Regions from separate parts of the Homo sapiens genome. Here region 2 is linked to region 1. A link is a loop called in an ENCODE intact Hi-C map of the cell type or tissue named here. Cell type or tissue: HCT116. All regions are shown on one strand. Each heading gives the region's core, and the rest is flanking DNA. Links, peaks and the distances in the headings are about the cores only. Region 1 has its middle 130 kb from the start of MIR4522. Region 2 has its middle 180 kb from the start of MIR4522.

What was found. A loop is a pair of places that touch in the nucleus more often than their neighbours do. Peaks named below come from ENCODE experiments on the same cell type or tissue, not always from the same donor. Only the 100,000 strongest peaks of a DNase experiment are listed, where the experiment ranks them.
Region 2: a loop joins it to region 1, with 4 times the contacts of the local background. A loop is called at or near these places in 6 of 110 quality-filtered maps.

What each region holds. Positions count from the first base shown.
Region 1 is chr17:27,163,206-27,171,688 of GRCh38, forward strand. No RefSeq gene overlaps it. Among named protein-coding and RNA genes, the nearest start is that of MIR4522, 130 kb to the right of the region's middle. In HCT116, for the core only: no CTCF peak of the experiment used is centred there; no DNase peak of the experiment used is centred there.
Region 2 is chr17:27,106,573-27,115,055 of GRCh38, forward strand. No RefSeq gene overlaps it. Among named protein-coding and RNA genes, the nearest start is that of MIR4522, 180 kb to the right of the region's middle. In HCT116, for the core only: no CTCF peak of the experiment used is centred there; a DNase peak (open chromatin) is centred at 3,551.

The DNA.
Region 1 (8,483 bases), core at 333-8,332:
CTACAAACAAGCTTTCTGTGAAAATGCTTTGTGATGTGTGGATTCATCTCACAGATTTAAACCTTTTTTTTAATTCAGCAGTTGAAAACACTCTTTTTGTAGAATCTGTGAAGGGACATTTCAGGGCCAATGGAGAAAGGTACGGAAAAAGCGAATCTACTTTTATGAAAAGCAGAAATAAGCTATCTGTGAAAATGCTTTGGGTTGGGTGGATCATCTCACAAAGTGAAACCTTGTTTTAATTCAGCAGGCTGAAAACACTCTTTTTATAGATTCTACAAAAGGACGTTACGGATCTCATTGAGGCCTACAGTGAAAAGTTGAATATCATGTGATGAAAACTAGAAACAAGCTATTTGTGAAAAGGTCTTGTGATGTGTAGAATTGTCTCACAGATTTAAAGCTTTGTTTGTATTCAGCAGGTTGGAAACATTCTTTTTGTAGAACATACGAAGAGACGTTTAGAAGCCCATGGATGAGTATATTGAAACACAAAATATCCTGCCATAAAAAGTACAAACAAGCTATCTGTGAAAATGCTTTGCATTCTGTGGATTGATCTCACAGAGTTAAACATTTGTTTCCATTCAGCAGGTTGGAAACACTTGTTTTGTAGAATCTACTAAGAGCCATTTAAACCCCATTGAAGACTACAATGAAAGGCCGAATATCCCATGATGAAAACAAGAAACAAGCTATCTGTGAAAATGCGTTGGGATATGTGCATTCATTTCATAGAGTTAAACCTTTGCTTTAATTCAGCAGGTTGGAAAAACTCTTTGTAGAATCTACGAAGAAACATTTCAAAGCTCATTGAAGTCTATAGTGAAAACCAAAATATGTAGAGATAGAAACTAGAAACAAACTATCTGTGAAAATGCTTTGGGACGTCTGGATTCATATAACAGAGTTAAACCTTCGTTTTGATTAAGCAGGTTGGAAACAGTCAGTTTATAGAATCTATGAGAAGACATTTTGGTGCCCATTGAGGCCTATAGTGAAAAACTGAATATCCTGTGATAAAAATGAGAAATAAGCTATCTGTGAAAATGTTTCGTGATGTGTGGATTCATCTCACTGAGTTAAACCTTTGTTTTGATTCAGCACATTAAAAACCATCTTTTTTTTACAATCTATGAGGGGGCATATGGGAGCCTATTGAGGCCTATAGTGAAAAACCAAATATCCTGTGATAAAAACTACAAACAAGCTATCTGTGAAAATACTTCACAACGTGTGGATACATCTCACAGATTTAAACCTTTATTTAGATTCAGCAGGTTGGAAACACTTTTTTTGTAGAATCTATTAAGGCACATTTCAGAGTCCATGAAAGCCATTAGTAAAAACAATATCCCATGACAAAAATTAGAATAAAGCTATCTGTGAAAATGCTTTGCAATGTGTCGATTCATCTCACAGAGTTAAACCTTTGTTTTGATTCAGCCAGTTGAAAACACTCTTTTTGTAGAATCTAAGAAGGCACATTTCAGAGAACATTCAAACCTACAGTTAAAAACCTTATATCTCAAGATAAAAACTAGAAACAAGCTATATATGAGAATGCTTTATGATGTGTGGATTCAACTCACAGAGTTAAACCTTGTTTTGATTCAGCAGGTTGAAAACACTCTGTTTGTAGAATCTATAAAGAAACATTTTGAAGCCCATGAAGAAGTATATGAAAAAAACAAATATCCTGTGATGAATACTAGAAACAATCTATTTGTGAAAATTCCCTGTGATGTGTGGATTCATCTCACAGAGTTAAACCTGTGTTTTTATTCAGCAGGTTTAAATCACTGTTTTGTAGAACCTAAGAAGGGATATTTTGGAGCCCACTGTGGCCTGTACTAAAAAACTGAATATCCCACGATAAAAACTAGAACCAAGCTATCTGTGAAAATGCTTTATGGTGTGTCATTTCATGTCACAGAGTTAAAACTTTGTTTTTATTCAGCAACTTAAAAGTACTTTTTTTGTAGAATTTACCAAAGCACATTTCAGAGCCTATTGAGGTCTACAATGAAAAACTAAATATCCCACGATAAAAACTAGAAACATGCTATCAGTGAAAATGCTTTGCAATGTGTGGATTCATCTCACAGAGTTAAACATTTGTTTTGATTTAGCAGGTCTGAACAACTCTATTTGTAGAATCTACGATGAGACATGTAAAAGCCCAATGAGGCCTCTAATGAAAAACAGAGTATTCCGCGATAAAACCTAGGAATGATTTATCTGTGAAAATACTTTGTGATGTGTGGAGTCATCTCACAGAGTTAAACCTTTGTTTTTATGCAATAAATTAGAAACTTTTTTTGTAGAAACTATGGAGGGACATTTAGGAGCCCATTTAGACCTCTACTAAAAAAGAGAATATCCCACTATAAAAACTAGAAACAAGTTATCTGTGAAAATGTTTGTGATGTGTGGATTTGTCTCACAGAGTAAAACCTATATTTATATACAGTAGGTTGGAAACACTCTTTTAGTGGGATCTAAAAGAAGGCCTTTCTAAGCTCTTTGTGGATTACAGTAAAAATTCTTTTTTTTTACTGTAATATATAAATATATATATATATATATATATATAAATATAGGGGATAGAATATCCCCTATAAAAACTAGAAACAAACAATCTCTGAAAATTCTTTGTGATGTGTCAATTTATCTCACAGAGTTAAACCTTTGCTTTAATTAAGCACTCTTTTTGTAGATTCTACGAAGGGACATTCTGAAACAGCTTGAAGCCTATAGTCAAAAACCGATTATACCATGATTAAAACTAGAAACAAGCTGTCAGTCAAAATGCATTGTGATGTGTAGATTTCTCTCACAGAGTTATACCTTTTTTTAATTCAGCCAGCTGGAAGCACTATTTTCGTAGAACCTACGAAGGGACATTTCAGAGCTCATAAAGAAGTATATTGAAAAACTGAATATCTCGCTATGAAAATTAAAAACAAGCTATTTGTGAAAATGTTTTGAAATGTGTGGATTAATCTCACAGAATTAAACCTTTGTTTTGATTAAGCAGGTTAAAAACACTCTTTTTGTAGAATCTACTAAGAAACAATTCATAGCCCATTGAGGCCTCTAGTGAAAAACTGAATATTCCATAATAAAAACTAGAAACAAGCTATCTGTTAAAAAGCTTTGCAATATGTGGACTCTTCTTACAGAGTTAAACATTTGTTTTTATTCAGCAGGTTGGAAACACTCTTTTTGTAGAATCTAAGAAGGCACATTTCAGAGCCAACTGAGGCCTATAATAAAAAACCAAATATCCTGGGATAAAAAATAGAAATAAGCTATATGAGAGAATGCTTTGTGATGTGTGGATTCATCTCACAGAATTAACCCTCTGCTTTGGTTAAGCAGATTTGAAGCACCTTTTTGTAGAATCTATGAAGAGACATTTTAAAGCCCATTGAGGCCTATAGTCAAAAACCAATTATCCCATGACAGAAACTAGAAACAAGCTATCAGTGAAAGTATCACAGAGTTAAACATTTGTTTTGATTAAGCACATTGGAAACCTGTGAAAATGCTTTGCAATGTGTAGATTCTTCACACAGAGTTAAACCTTTGTTTTGATTCAGTAGGTTGGAAAAACTCTCTTTGTAAAATCTACAAAGAAACATTTCAGAGCCCACTGAGGCCTATATTTAAAAAACCTGAGTATTCCACAATAAAAACTAGAAAAAACTTATCTTTAAAAGTGTCTTGCAATGTGTGAAATGATCTCTCAGAATTAAACTTTTGCTTTGATTCAGCAGGCTGGAAACATTCATTTTGTAGACTCTATGTAGGGATCTTTCAGAGCCTAATGAGGCCTCTAATGAAAAGCAGAGTATTCAGGCCAGGCACGGTGGCTCATGCCTGCAATCCCAGTACTTTGGGAGGCTGAGGCAGGTGGATCATGAGGTCGGGAGATCGAGACCATCCTGGCTAACATGGTGAAAACCCGTCTCTACTAAAAATACAAAAAATTTACTGGGTGTGGTGGTGGGCACCTGTAGTCCCAGCTACTCGGGAGGCTGAGACAGGAGAATGGCATGAACCTGGGAGGTGGAGCTTGCAGTGAGCCAAGATTGCACGACTGCACTTCAGCCTTGGGGGACAGAGCAAGACTCTGACTCAAAATAAAAACAAGAACAACAACAACAATAACAAAAAAGAGTATCCAGCAATAAAACTAGAAATAATCTATCTGTGAAAATGCTTTGCAATGTGTGGATTCATCTCACAGAGTAAAACCTTTGTTTTTACACAGCAAATTAAAAGCTTTTTCTTGTGGAATCTACAAAGGGACATTTAGGAGCCCATTGAGGCCTCTCATGAAAAACCAAATATCATGTGATAAAAACTAGAAACAAGCTATCTGTGAAAATGTTTGCAATGTATGGATTTATCTCACAGAGTTAAACCTACAGTTTTATACAACAGGTTGGAAACACTCTTTAAGGAGAATATTTTAAAAAGACATTTCTGAGCTCTTTGTAGACTATAGTAAAATCCAAACATCCCCTATAAAAACTAGAAAGAAATAATCGGTGAAAATGCCTTGCAATGTGTGGATTCATCTCACAGAGTTAAAAACCTTGTTTTGATTCAGGAGGTTGGAAACACTCTCTTTGTGGAATCTATGAAGGGACATTTTGAAGCCCTTTGAGGCCTATAGTGAAAAACCAAACACCCTGTGATAAAAATTAGATGCAAGCTATATATGAAAATGCTTTGTAATGTGTAGATTTATCTCACAGAATTAAACCTTTGTGTTTACACAGAATTTTGGAAACACTCTATTAATAGAATCTAAAAGGAAATAATTCTGAGCCCATTGAGGCCTATAGCGAAAAACCGAATATCTTGCGATAAAAACTTGAAACAAGCTGTCTATAAAAATACTTTGTGATATGTGGACTCACCTCAAAGAGTTAAACTTTTCTTTTGATTAAGCAGGTTAGAAACATTCTTTTGTAGAATCTACAAGGGGCATTTCTGAACCCACTGAGGCCTATAGTGAAAAACAGAATATTACAGGATAAAATCTAGAAAAAACATATCTGTGAAAATGCTTTGCAATATGTGGCTTCTTCTCACAATGTAAAACCTTTGTTTTGATTTAGCAAGTTGGAAACTCTCTTTTTGTACAATTTGTGAGGAGACATTTCGAAGACCATTGAGGCATGTAGTGAAAAACTAAATATCCCATGATAAAAACTAGAAACAAGCTATCTGTGAAAATGCTTTGTGATGTGTGGATTTAGCTCACAGAGTTAAACCTTTGTTTTTTATACCACAGTTTTCAAACACTCTTTTAGTAGAAAGTAAAGGAAGACATTTCTGATCCCATCAAGGCCTATAGTGAAAAACCGAATATCCAGCGATAAAAACTAGAAACAAGCTATCTGTGAAAATGCTTTGCAATGTGCAGATTCATCTGACAGGGTTAAATCTTTGTTTTGATTCAACAGGTTAGAAACAGTTTTTGTACAATCTACAAAGGGACATTTTGGAGCACATTGACGCCTACAGTGTGAATCCAAATATTTTGCGATAAAAACTAAAAATAAGCTATTCTTTGAAAATGCTTTGTGATGTGTACAATCATCTCACAGAGTTAAACCATATTTACATACAGCAGTTTAGAAACACTCTTTTTGTAGAATTTAAGAAGGTACAATTAAGATTCCATTGAAGCTTATAGTTAAAAACCAAATATTCAGCAATAAAAACTAGAAACAAGCTATCTGAAAAATGCTTTGCAATGTGTGATTTGATATCACAGAGTTAAACCTTTATTTTGATTCAGAAAAAAATAAACTTTTTTTTCTGGAATCTACGAAGAGACATTTTGGAGCCCATTGAGGCCAATAGTGAAAAATTGAATGTCTCATGATAAAAGCCAGAAACAAACTATCTGTGAAAATGCCTTGCAACATGTGGATTCGTCTCACAGAGTTAAACCTTTGTTTTTATTGAGCAGGTTGGAAACACTCTCTTTACGGAATCTGCAAATGGACATTTCAGAGCCTATTGAGGCCTACACTGAAAAACCAAATATCCTGCAATAAAAACTACAAATAAGCTACCTGTGAAAATGTTTTGTGAGGTTTGGATTCATCTCACAGATTTAACCCTTTGTTTTGATTCAGCAGGTAGGAAACTCTTTTTCTAAGATCTACTCTGAGACATTTCTGAGCCCAATGAGGCCTATAGTGAAAAACTGAATATCCCACTTTAAAAACCAGAAACAAGCTATTTGAAAATATGCTTTGCAATATGTGGATTTCTCTCACAGAGTTATACCTGTGTTTTGATTCTGTAGGTTGAAAAAATTCTTGTTATAGAATCTATGAGGGGATATTTCAAAGTGCACTGAGGCCTATAGTGAAAAACAGAATATGCCATGATGAAAACTAGAAAGAAGCTATTTGTGAAAATGCTTTGTGATGTGTGGATTTATCTCACAGAGTTAAGCCTTTGTTTTTATTTTGCAGGTTGGAAATACTCTTGTTGTAGAATCTATGAAGGGACATTTCAGAGCTCATTGAGGCCTATAGAGAAAAATCAAATATCCTGCGATAAAAACTGTAAAGAAGCTACCTCTGAAAATACTTTGTGATGTGTGATTTTATCTCAGAAGTTGAACTTTTCATTTGATTCTGCAGGTTGGAAACTCTTTTTTTGTAGAATCTACAAGGAGACATTTCATAGCCCATTGAGGCCTATAGTGAAAAATCGAATATCCCTTGATAAAGACTAGAAACAACCTATCTGTAAAAATGCTTTGTGATGTGTAGATTCATTTTACAAATTTAAACCTTTGTTTTGCTTCATCAGGTTGGAAACTCTTTGAATCTACAAAGGGACAATTCAGGGCCCATTGAGGCCTTTAGTGAAAAACCAATTACCCTCAGTAAAAACTAGATATAAGCTATGGGTGAAAATGCTTTGTGATGTGTGGATTCATCTCACAAGTTAAACCTTTGTTTTGATTCAGCAGGTTGGAAACACTCTTTTAATAGAGTTTATGAGGGAAAATTTCAGAGCCCATTGAAGCCTCTTAATAAAAACTGATAAGAAATAGAAACAAGCTATCTGTGAAAATGCTTTGTGATGTGTGGGTTCATCTCACAGAGTTAAACCTTTGTTTTGATTCAGCAGGTTGTAAAGATTCTTTTTGTAAAATCTATGAAGGAACACTGAAGGCCTACAGAGAAACATCGAATATTCTGCAATAAAAACTAGAAACAAGCTATTTGTGAAAAAGCTTTGCTATAAATGGATCTTTTTCACAGAGTTAAATATTTGTTATTATACACAGGTTGGAAACACATATTTAGTAGAATCTAAGAGGAGTCTTTTTTGAGTCCATTAAGGCCTGTGGTGAAAAACTCAATATCCCACAATTAAAACTAGAAACAGGCTATCTGTAAATATGCTTTGCAATATATGTTTGCATCTCACAGAGTTAAATTTTGGGTTTTATTCAGCAGGCTGGAGACACTTATTTTTTACAGTCTACTTCGTGACAGTCTACTTCGTGAGGCCTAAAGTGAAAAACCGAGTATCTTGTGATAAAACTACAATCAATCTGTGAAAATGCTTTGCAATGTGTGGATTCATCTCAATGAGTTAAATGTTTGTTTTGATTCAGCAGGTTAGAAATACTCTCTTCGTAGAATCTATGAAGGAACATTTCGGAGCCCTTTGAGGCTTATAGTGAAAAGCTGAATATCCTGTGATAAAAACTAGAAACAAACTGTCTGTGAAAATGCTTTGTGATGTGTGGATTCATCTCACAGAGTTAAACCTTTGCTTTTATAGAGCAGTTTGGAAACAATTTTTTAGTACAATCTAAGGGGACATTATTGAGCCCATTCATTCCTATAGTGAAAAACAAAATATCCTGTCATAAAAACTAAAACAAACTATCTGTAAAAATGTTTTGCAATGTGTGGATTCATCTCAAAGAGTTAAACCTCTGTTTTGATTCAGCAGGTTGGAAACACTCTTTTTGTAGAATCTGCAAAGCAACATTTCAGACCCCATTCAGGCCTATAGTGAAAAATCAAATATCCCGCAATAAAAACTAGAAGCAAGCTATCCATGAAAATGCTTTGTGATGTGTGGATTTATCTCACTGAGTTAAACGTTTGTTTTGATTCAGCAGCAAATGTCCTGCAATAAAAACTACAAAGAAGCTATGACTAAAAATGCTTTGTGATGTGTGACTTTATCTCACAGAGTTTAACCTTTCTTGTCATTCAGCAGGTTGGAAACACTCTTTTTCTACAATCTACAAAGGTACATTTTGGAGCAAATTGAGGGTTATACTGAAAAATCGATTATCTCACAATACAAACTAGGAAAAAGTTATCCGTGAAAATGCTTCGCAATGTGTGAATCCATCTCACAAATTTAAACCTTTGTGTTCATTCAGCAGGTTAGGAATACTTTTTTTGTAGAAT
Region 2 (8,483 bases), core at 279-8,278, 57 kb before region 1:
TCATGCTGCCTCACCATTGACAATAGGAAGGCCTCTGGTCTGGGGTTATGTTACCAGAAAGGGGTTCCAATCCAGACCCCAAGAGAGGGTTCTTGATCCTTGTACAAGAATTTATTTATTAAGAAAGTAAAGGAATAAAGAATTGCTACTCCATAGGCAAGCAGTGGCGTGGGCTGCTTAACTGAGTATACTTATAGTTATTTCTTGATCATGTGCTAATCGAGGGGTAGATTATTCAAGAGTGTTCCAGGAAAGGGGTGGGGTGGGCAATTCCTGGAATTGAGGTTCCTCCCTGCTGTTTTAGACCATATAGGGCAACTTCCAAATGTTGCCATGGCATTTGTAAGCTCTCATGGCTCTGGTGGGAGTGTCTTTCAGCATGCTAATGCATTATAATTAGCTAATAATGAGTACTGACGATGACCAGAGGTGACTTTCTTCACCATCTTGGTTTGGGCATGTTTTGGCAGCTTCTTTACCATAATCTGTTTTATCAGCAGGATTTTTGTGACTTGTACTTTGAGCTAACATCCTATCTCATCCTGTGACTAAGAATGTCTAATCCCCTGGATATGCAGCCCAACAGGTCTCAGCCTTATTTTTCCCAGCCCCTCTTCATAATGGAGTATCTTTGGTTCAAATGCCTCTGATAAAACCAATAAGTTTTCATGATGTATAAATCTGAGGCTGTGGGTCTTTATATATTGAATATAACTTTGTGAGATAGTCCTAAGTAGTCTCTTTGGAGTACACATGCATCAACATAATTATAATTCCTTACGGACCTATCTGACCACCCAATGGGTTCATCTTGCCCAGATATAGCTGATTTATCAAGAGAGGGGAGTTGCAATAGAGAGAGTTTAATACATGTAGAGCTGGCTAAATGGGAGACTAAAGTTTTATTACTACTCAAATCAGCCTCCCACAAAATGTGGAGGCTAGGGCTTTTCAAGGGCAGTTTGGCAGGCAGAGGGCTAGGAAAATTGCTGATTGGTTGATAAGGTGTACAAAATGGTCCTTCTGGACTGAGTGTGCTTCTGAGTTGGAGCCACAGAGTAGTCCCTGGCCTAGGTGGAGTCATCAGGTTTTCAGAAATGCAAAAGTCTGTAAAAACACCTTAAAAAGCCAATCTTAGGTTCTAAAATAGTGATGTTAATTACAGAAATAATTAGAGAAGTTGCAGATCTTGTAACCTCTAGAACAATGACTGGTAATTGTTTAAGCCTAAGTTGTGTAATACTAAGCAGAGGGACTGAGACTCAAACCTGGGTCTGACTTCACAGCCATAGTAGGTTCTACTGCATCATGCTGCCTCTCCATTGACAGTAGGAAGACATATGGTCTGAGGTTATATAACCAGAGAGAGGTCGCAATCCAGACCCCAAGACAGGGGTCTTAGCAATATTCAGGCCCCTCTCAGCCTCCTAACCTGGTGGACTTTCATTAGTTTTACAAAGGCAGTTTAGTTTCTGGGAAGGGCTATTATCATGTAAACTATAAACTAAATTTCTCCCAAAGTTAGCTTGGCCCATGCCCAGGAATGACTAAGAGCAATTTAGAGGTTAAAGGCAAGATGGAGTAGGTTAGGTCAGATCTCTTTCACTGTCATAATTTTCTCCCTGTTACCATTTTTGCAAAGGCAGTTTCACTACTGTTCGGTTAAATGAATTTGATCACTAAATAATTTGTGCAATCTTCTAAAACTGGAAAAAAATACATTTTGATTTAGTACCTTTTTACATCAACACTATGTTTATTCAAGTTAAAGAAACATAGTTATTTTAGAAGGGATATAAATGAGACCAACCATAGTTTCTAAGGGAAAACATTGAGGTTAAGGAAAGCAGTAATTTAAGAACTATAAGAAAATACAGAAAGTTCTACATCTAATGGAATTTATAATTGTGTGATCTATCCACATTAATATATCTAAAGTCTGGTATTCCTGACTCCATTTAAATTAGATTAAATAATTTAAGTCCAACATCGTAGATTCCCCTCAAGTACATTTGCTGCTGTTTTGATGTTAATTATCCACATCACTCAGATAATTACCACCTAACTTGTTTATAGCACAAGGTATGCTGTAACTTTTTATCTCAAGGAAGCTTAAGTATTTCTTTTATCATGGGCCAGAGCAGTTTTCAATGTCACTTAATTGTGTCCTAGAAAATTACTAGAATAATAAGCACATTCACAGGGTTAAATATTAACAGATGAGGCAATTACTTTAAGGGAAAACTGCAAATCATTTTAACAATTCTTTTCTTGCACTTTTTTAAAGCAGCATTTGCCAAATGCGATCCTCAGATCACTTAGCCTGAGAAGATAACGTCTGTTAAAAATTTTTCTATGGTGAAAATAATTTTGACAGCTCAGGAAAATGATATGAAAATTTGTAATAGTAATCAAAGGGTTAGAGAAGTTCTGCCATCAAGAAAAATGCTAAAAACTTGTTTTTCTAATATTGTTTTATAACCTTCCTAATAACAGTTTGCAGAGTTTTTCTATAAAGGGCAAGAGGGTAAATAGTTTGGGCTTTGTAGGCTGTATGGGTCTCTCTGGCATCTACTCAACTCTTCCTTTATAGTGCAAAAGCAGACTTAGATATAACAGAAACAAATACGTGGCTGGGTTCCAATACAACTTTATCAAATCAGCCCACTGGGCTGGATTTGGCCTGTGTGCTGGAATTTTCCAACCCCCGACAATATTATGCAGAGGTAGTTTTTAAAAATGTCTGATTTGGAAATCTCTGTTTTAGATTTTATACATAAATATCAAACTCTCTAAAATTGTATCTACAAGATAGCCCTTCCTCTTTGCTTACTCTCATTCTTGAGAAATTTGTAGCAGTAGAGGAGGGCATGAAGAAGGGAATCACTTTTTGCAGAGAATAAACTCTTTCAGCCTTGGTACCCATAGCTATCCCACCACTATCACCTTTGTGCTATATACTGTATGACTAAGGAAAATGAGTCACATACTCTTCCTGCCCTCAAGGAGCTAGCTGTATGGTCTACTGGGAGTGAGGGTGATAATTTTGCAAATGACAAGGAATGTGTCTACTCCACATAATAGTACAATAAAATGTGTGATATTAATGCCACATGAGCAGTAACAATTTCCCCAAGGGGATTAAAAGGAAGAACATAATTTTGGTTACAAGTACCAGGCAAGGCTTTAAATGAGAGATAATGCAGGCAAGGCTTTAAATAAGAGATATTGCTGTAGATAAGCTTGTAAAGAGTATTCCTAGTCATCAACAGGCAGCACTGCAGAGGAGAAAATTGTGAGAAAGTATTGCTGCTAGATGGAAAAGCATAAATAAGGAAAAGGAGGTGGCAATGGTAGCAAATAGTCACTTAGCAGGAGCATATAGTGTTAGTCTGAAAAGTCAGTCTGCATCAACAAGATACTTATAAGGTACCATATACTTGATCCAACAGAAATGCAAAGGTGCTGAAGAACGTTAGCATGATAGGGACCCCTTTTATTCTTTGATTGAGGGGTGCCCATTTGCACTTAGGTAAGAATGGTGCATATTTAAAATGCCTGATGATGCTGTTAATATTGTCTGTCCTAAGTAGTGACATAGCACATGTGTTAAGTAGTTTCAAGAGTTTTGGGGACCAAAAAAGCATTATTTGGATATTTCAGATGTGAATGAATATAAACAACAGTAAAACCTACAACACCTCCCTTCCCTCTGCCTCCACCTCCCACCAAGACAAATCCAGAGGATGGCAGTTGCTAGTGTGTTTTCAGTAGTGCAAACATGTCAGGGCTGCCTCCCGGATTGCTTTCAACTTTCCTTTAGGTGGACAGATTACTGCTGGCTCTCTAGTCATTGTGCTCAGATTTAAAGCAAGAAAAAAGTAAAATCTGCACGAAAGCTTGCTTCTTTACTGTGAGAAAGCCAAACTTTCTCAGAAGCACAAATTTTTACATTGATATTTTATGACCCAGAACTGGATGACAGGGCCACTTCTCACTGCTAGTGAAACAGAGAAAAAATTATTTGGCTTTCTCTTTCATGTGGGAATTGAAAGGGTAGAAGAAGATTTAGAGTAGCTTTAAAGATGCCTAAAGGTGTCCAAATAAATGTTTAAGTATTTTATGAGAAAGTTCAGAAGCACCTAAGAGTTTTAGGCAAACTACATCATATATTTATTTTTCACCTTAATAAATATAACCTGATAATTTTATTGAGAGAGGAAAAAAACTGTCTTTTGCAAAAGGATAAACAAAGATGTAATATATATGTTTTATATATAATATCTTTATATATATTTCTTTATATATACATACACATAATATATAATGTCTATATATAATATAGATATATCTTAAATATATCTTTATAAAGATATGTAATTATATATCTTTATATATCTCTTTAAGACGTATATATATATTTACACATTTACAAAACACAGTTTTTCTTTTCTCTCTCAATAAATTTACCAGGTTATATTTATTTTGTCACATCCTAGCCTAACAAATCTTGTTTTGTGTGTGTGTGTGTGTGTGTGTGTGTGTGTGTGTGTATCATAGATCTTTATATAGTGTATATATAGGTAGATCTAGATATATATCTTTATAATATATATAATTTGTTTGTATGCATATATATGTGTGTGTATATATATATACACACACATACATATATATGATAATCTTACCTCCTAAAGGAAATTTGAAGAGATATGTATAACTATATATAGATACAACTGGATTTATTAGTCTAGGATGTGACAAAATATTCAATTTGAAACTGTATTAGCAGCTTTTTAGATTTCATTTATGAGTGGTGCATTATAATATGAAGGAGTTGTAAAACTTTTAAGGATTTTGCAGTCCGAAGATATGAAATATAATCCCAAGTCCACCATTCACTAGCTATTTGTCTGTACTAAAGTCATTTAGCCACTAAGGACATCAGCCTCCCTTTCATCATTTTTAAAATGAGGATAATAATAACTGCCCTTCACACTGTGTAGGTTTGTTGCAAGGCCCAAATGAGGTGATATTTTTAAAATTGCTTCATCAACAACAAAACACTCTCGCACTTCTCTCTCTGTCTTGATCTCTCTTTCTCTCTCTCTTCTCCCTCCCTCTCTCCCTCTCTTTCTGACACACATATCCCACACACATTTCCACATAAAGCTCCCCGCTCAATCCCTTGAGATTATAAATGCCATCACAGAAATATATCAAGTGCCTCTGACAGCTTCTGGCTTCTGTTGCTCACTTTGTTTTTTTCTTTCTTTTTTTTTCTTTTTTTACTTAGAACAAATTGAATCATGCTATTAGGTACCACTTCTTTAATGATTTCATCTATTTGTCACTTCAAAAGGTTTTATTTTTGACCCCAGGCCCTCTGAAAGCCTGTCAGATATAATCAGCTGTTATTCAATTTGTCTGAATATTGAGGTTCATACCACAACTAGAGAAACTGGTAGTGGAGGCACTTCTGTCTTGGAATATAATCAATGGCTGAAATAACTTTGTCATTAAGAATGAAGATTTCCCCTCACAAGGTAACAGAGGATTTGGAAATCTTTAAAATGTGGAATTTCAATAATATTATTCCCCATCACTCCTACCTACCACTTTACTTCTGTCTCACATCTGTTTACACCTAACACATTAGTGGAATCCCAAAGCATTAGTATCCACATACCAGATCAGAAATCCAAACCCAGCACTCATTACCACTAGCTGCATATAACATTTTTATAATTATTAAGTTGCCACTCTAGAAGAGAAGAAATGTAATTTGTATACATACAAATGTGTGTGTGTGTGTATAAGACATGCATTTCTTCACTTCTAGAGTGGCAACTTAATACTTATAAAAGATATATGTATATATATATATATATACGTACACACATATTTGTATGATTTTGAATGTAAATTGTTTTGGAGCTATAGAGCGTAATAAATTTACCAATAGTTTGCATAATATTTATGTATTTATGTTAATATATTTTTAATGATTTTATATATATAGATAGAATGACTGCCTTCACATATGTGTTAAGATACTTTATTGTAAAAGTAATAAAAACATAACTAAAATTGCCACACAGAATATAGCATATTCATTGGCTTATGAATCTGAAGGTCTAGAATTCCTCTCAGGCTTCAGGCAAGGACTGACCCAAGAGTTTAGCGGTATTACTATCTGCCAGCTTTTACTTCATTGATCATGACTTCATTTTAAGACAGTCTTCCCTCATAATCTCAGTCTATCCTATTCCACTTTCAAATTTATATGCATAACACTTTCAACAGTCACCAACCCCTCTCTGTTTAGCCCACCATTGTAACATACCCATTTCTGAACAAATAGATGATTGTGTGTATTGCTTATTGACTTAGCTTAGGTTACAAACTCCCCCTCTGGAATAAGGTCATTATCATCTTACCCATAATCACAGTGATCTCTAGAGATTGCAACTACTGAAATCAGAAAGATGCAGAGTGGGAATAAGTAAAACCTATTCTAATAATAAAAGAGTAAATTTTACATGTGCACATAGGTATATTTATTGTCTGGATTCTAATTCCTGATGCAAAGAATAAAGACAGATTCTCCCATGAGTGAATAAAATAAATTTTTTTTCATGAACTATTAGGTTAAGACACATAAAACTGCCACATGGAGGTGCCAATTGGTCAAAACGCAGCAACTTCATACTGTTCAACCTAAAAGAAGGCCGCCGTAGGGAAAACTGGCCACAGTTGCTTTACCTATACTAAAGACCACGACCATCAGTACATGTAATATCCTCCATTGTTTCCCTAGCTTATTTAATATATCTGTGTGGCAATGATCTCATTCGTTTTCCTAAAATTATATGTTTAATTTTTTCAAAAGTTGCTATAGCAAGATAGAAACCTCCTAAAGCTGAATATCCCTTGAATGCGTCATTGGTATATTTTAGCCTCAAGCTTCACATGAAGGATCATTATCCATACATATATTTTGCAGATGTAAATTATTTGTCTGTGCAGTGGATTGGAGTGTAGGTCCTTTGTATGTATGAAATAGACCCCTTTATTTCTGGGAAAACATTGTTCTCTTCGTGGGTTTCCTGTGATCACGTGTTGTTGCTATCCACGTGTAGGTCTTCTCTGAACTCCTGTAGGATGATTCGGCCCCAGCTCTGGTTTTGTTGACTGCTGAATCATGTAAATGGAGCCTTAGTGAAAAATATCTCTATTGAAATGCCTTGTCAGAAATCAATAATAGCTGATCTTTACAGCAAAATACATACCAAAAGCTGGTTTTACAAAACATTATGTAAGGATGATTGCTTCTTTATTTTGTATAGACATACTATGTGCACTGAATTGTCAGCTCACTCATCAGGGACTTGATGAGTACTTCTGGCATCTTTGGGATAGTTTCATGTAGACAAACCCTTTAAGGGAAAAGCCCCAATAATTATGTTTCTGTTTCTATCAAAGGAAAACAAGATAGCCTATACTACAAAATAGGTATAGGTTGGCTGGGCGTGGTGGCTCATGCCTTTAATCCCAGCACTTTGGATGGCCGAGGCGGGCAGATCACGAGGTCAGGAGATCCGAGATCATCCTGGCTAACACAGTGAAACCCCGTCTCTACTAAAAAAATTCAAAAAAATTAGCCGGGCGTGCTGGTGGGTGCCTGTAGTCCCAGCTCCCCAGGATGCTGAGGCAGAGGAATGGCGTGAACCTGGGAGGCAGAGCTTGCAGGGAGCCGAGATCACACCACTGCACTCCAGCCTGGGCGACAGAGCGAGACCCCGTCTCAAAACAAAACAAAAAAAGGTATAGGTCATTGTCACTATTGGCAGGGAGCTAGAAATCATGCATGGGAGTGAATTCTAAAGATGTTAGACAATGGGCAACAAAATACAAAACTTGCTGAAGCTGAATTCTTTTGCACAAATGCATTCACCCTGAATTCAGGGTGTGATGTTTTGGCTACCACAATGAAAAGTGGCATTAATAGTCAGCTAGATTAGCTAACTGAAACCAAGTCTCAGTAATAGCTTATAGTTAATGAAGTCAAAATGTCTGAACTTTTACAGCACATTATAAAACAAGGTTCTCAAATTTCAGCAAGCATCAGGGTGATATGCATGGCTATTTTATTTTAAGACAGAGTCTCACTCTGTCGCCCAGGCTGGAGTGCAATGGTGCAATCTGCAACCTCTGCCTCCCAGGCTCCAGAGATTTTCTTCCCTTAGCCTCCTAAGTAGCTGGGATTACAGGTGCCCACCACCATGCCTGGGTAATATTTTTTTATTTTTATTTTTAGTGGAGGCGGGGTTTCACCATGTTTGCCAGGCTGGTTTCGAACTCCTGACTTCAAGTGATCCACCCGCCTCTGCCTCCCAAAGTGCTGGGATTACAGGCATGAGCCACCATGCCCAGCTTCATGGATGGCTATTTAAACACAGATTGCTGAATTGGGATCTCTG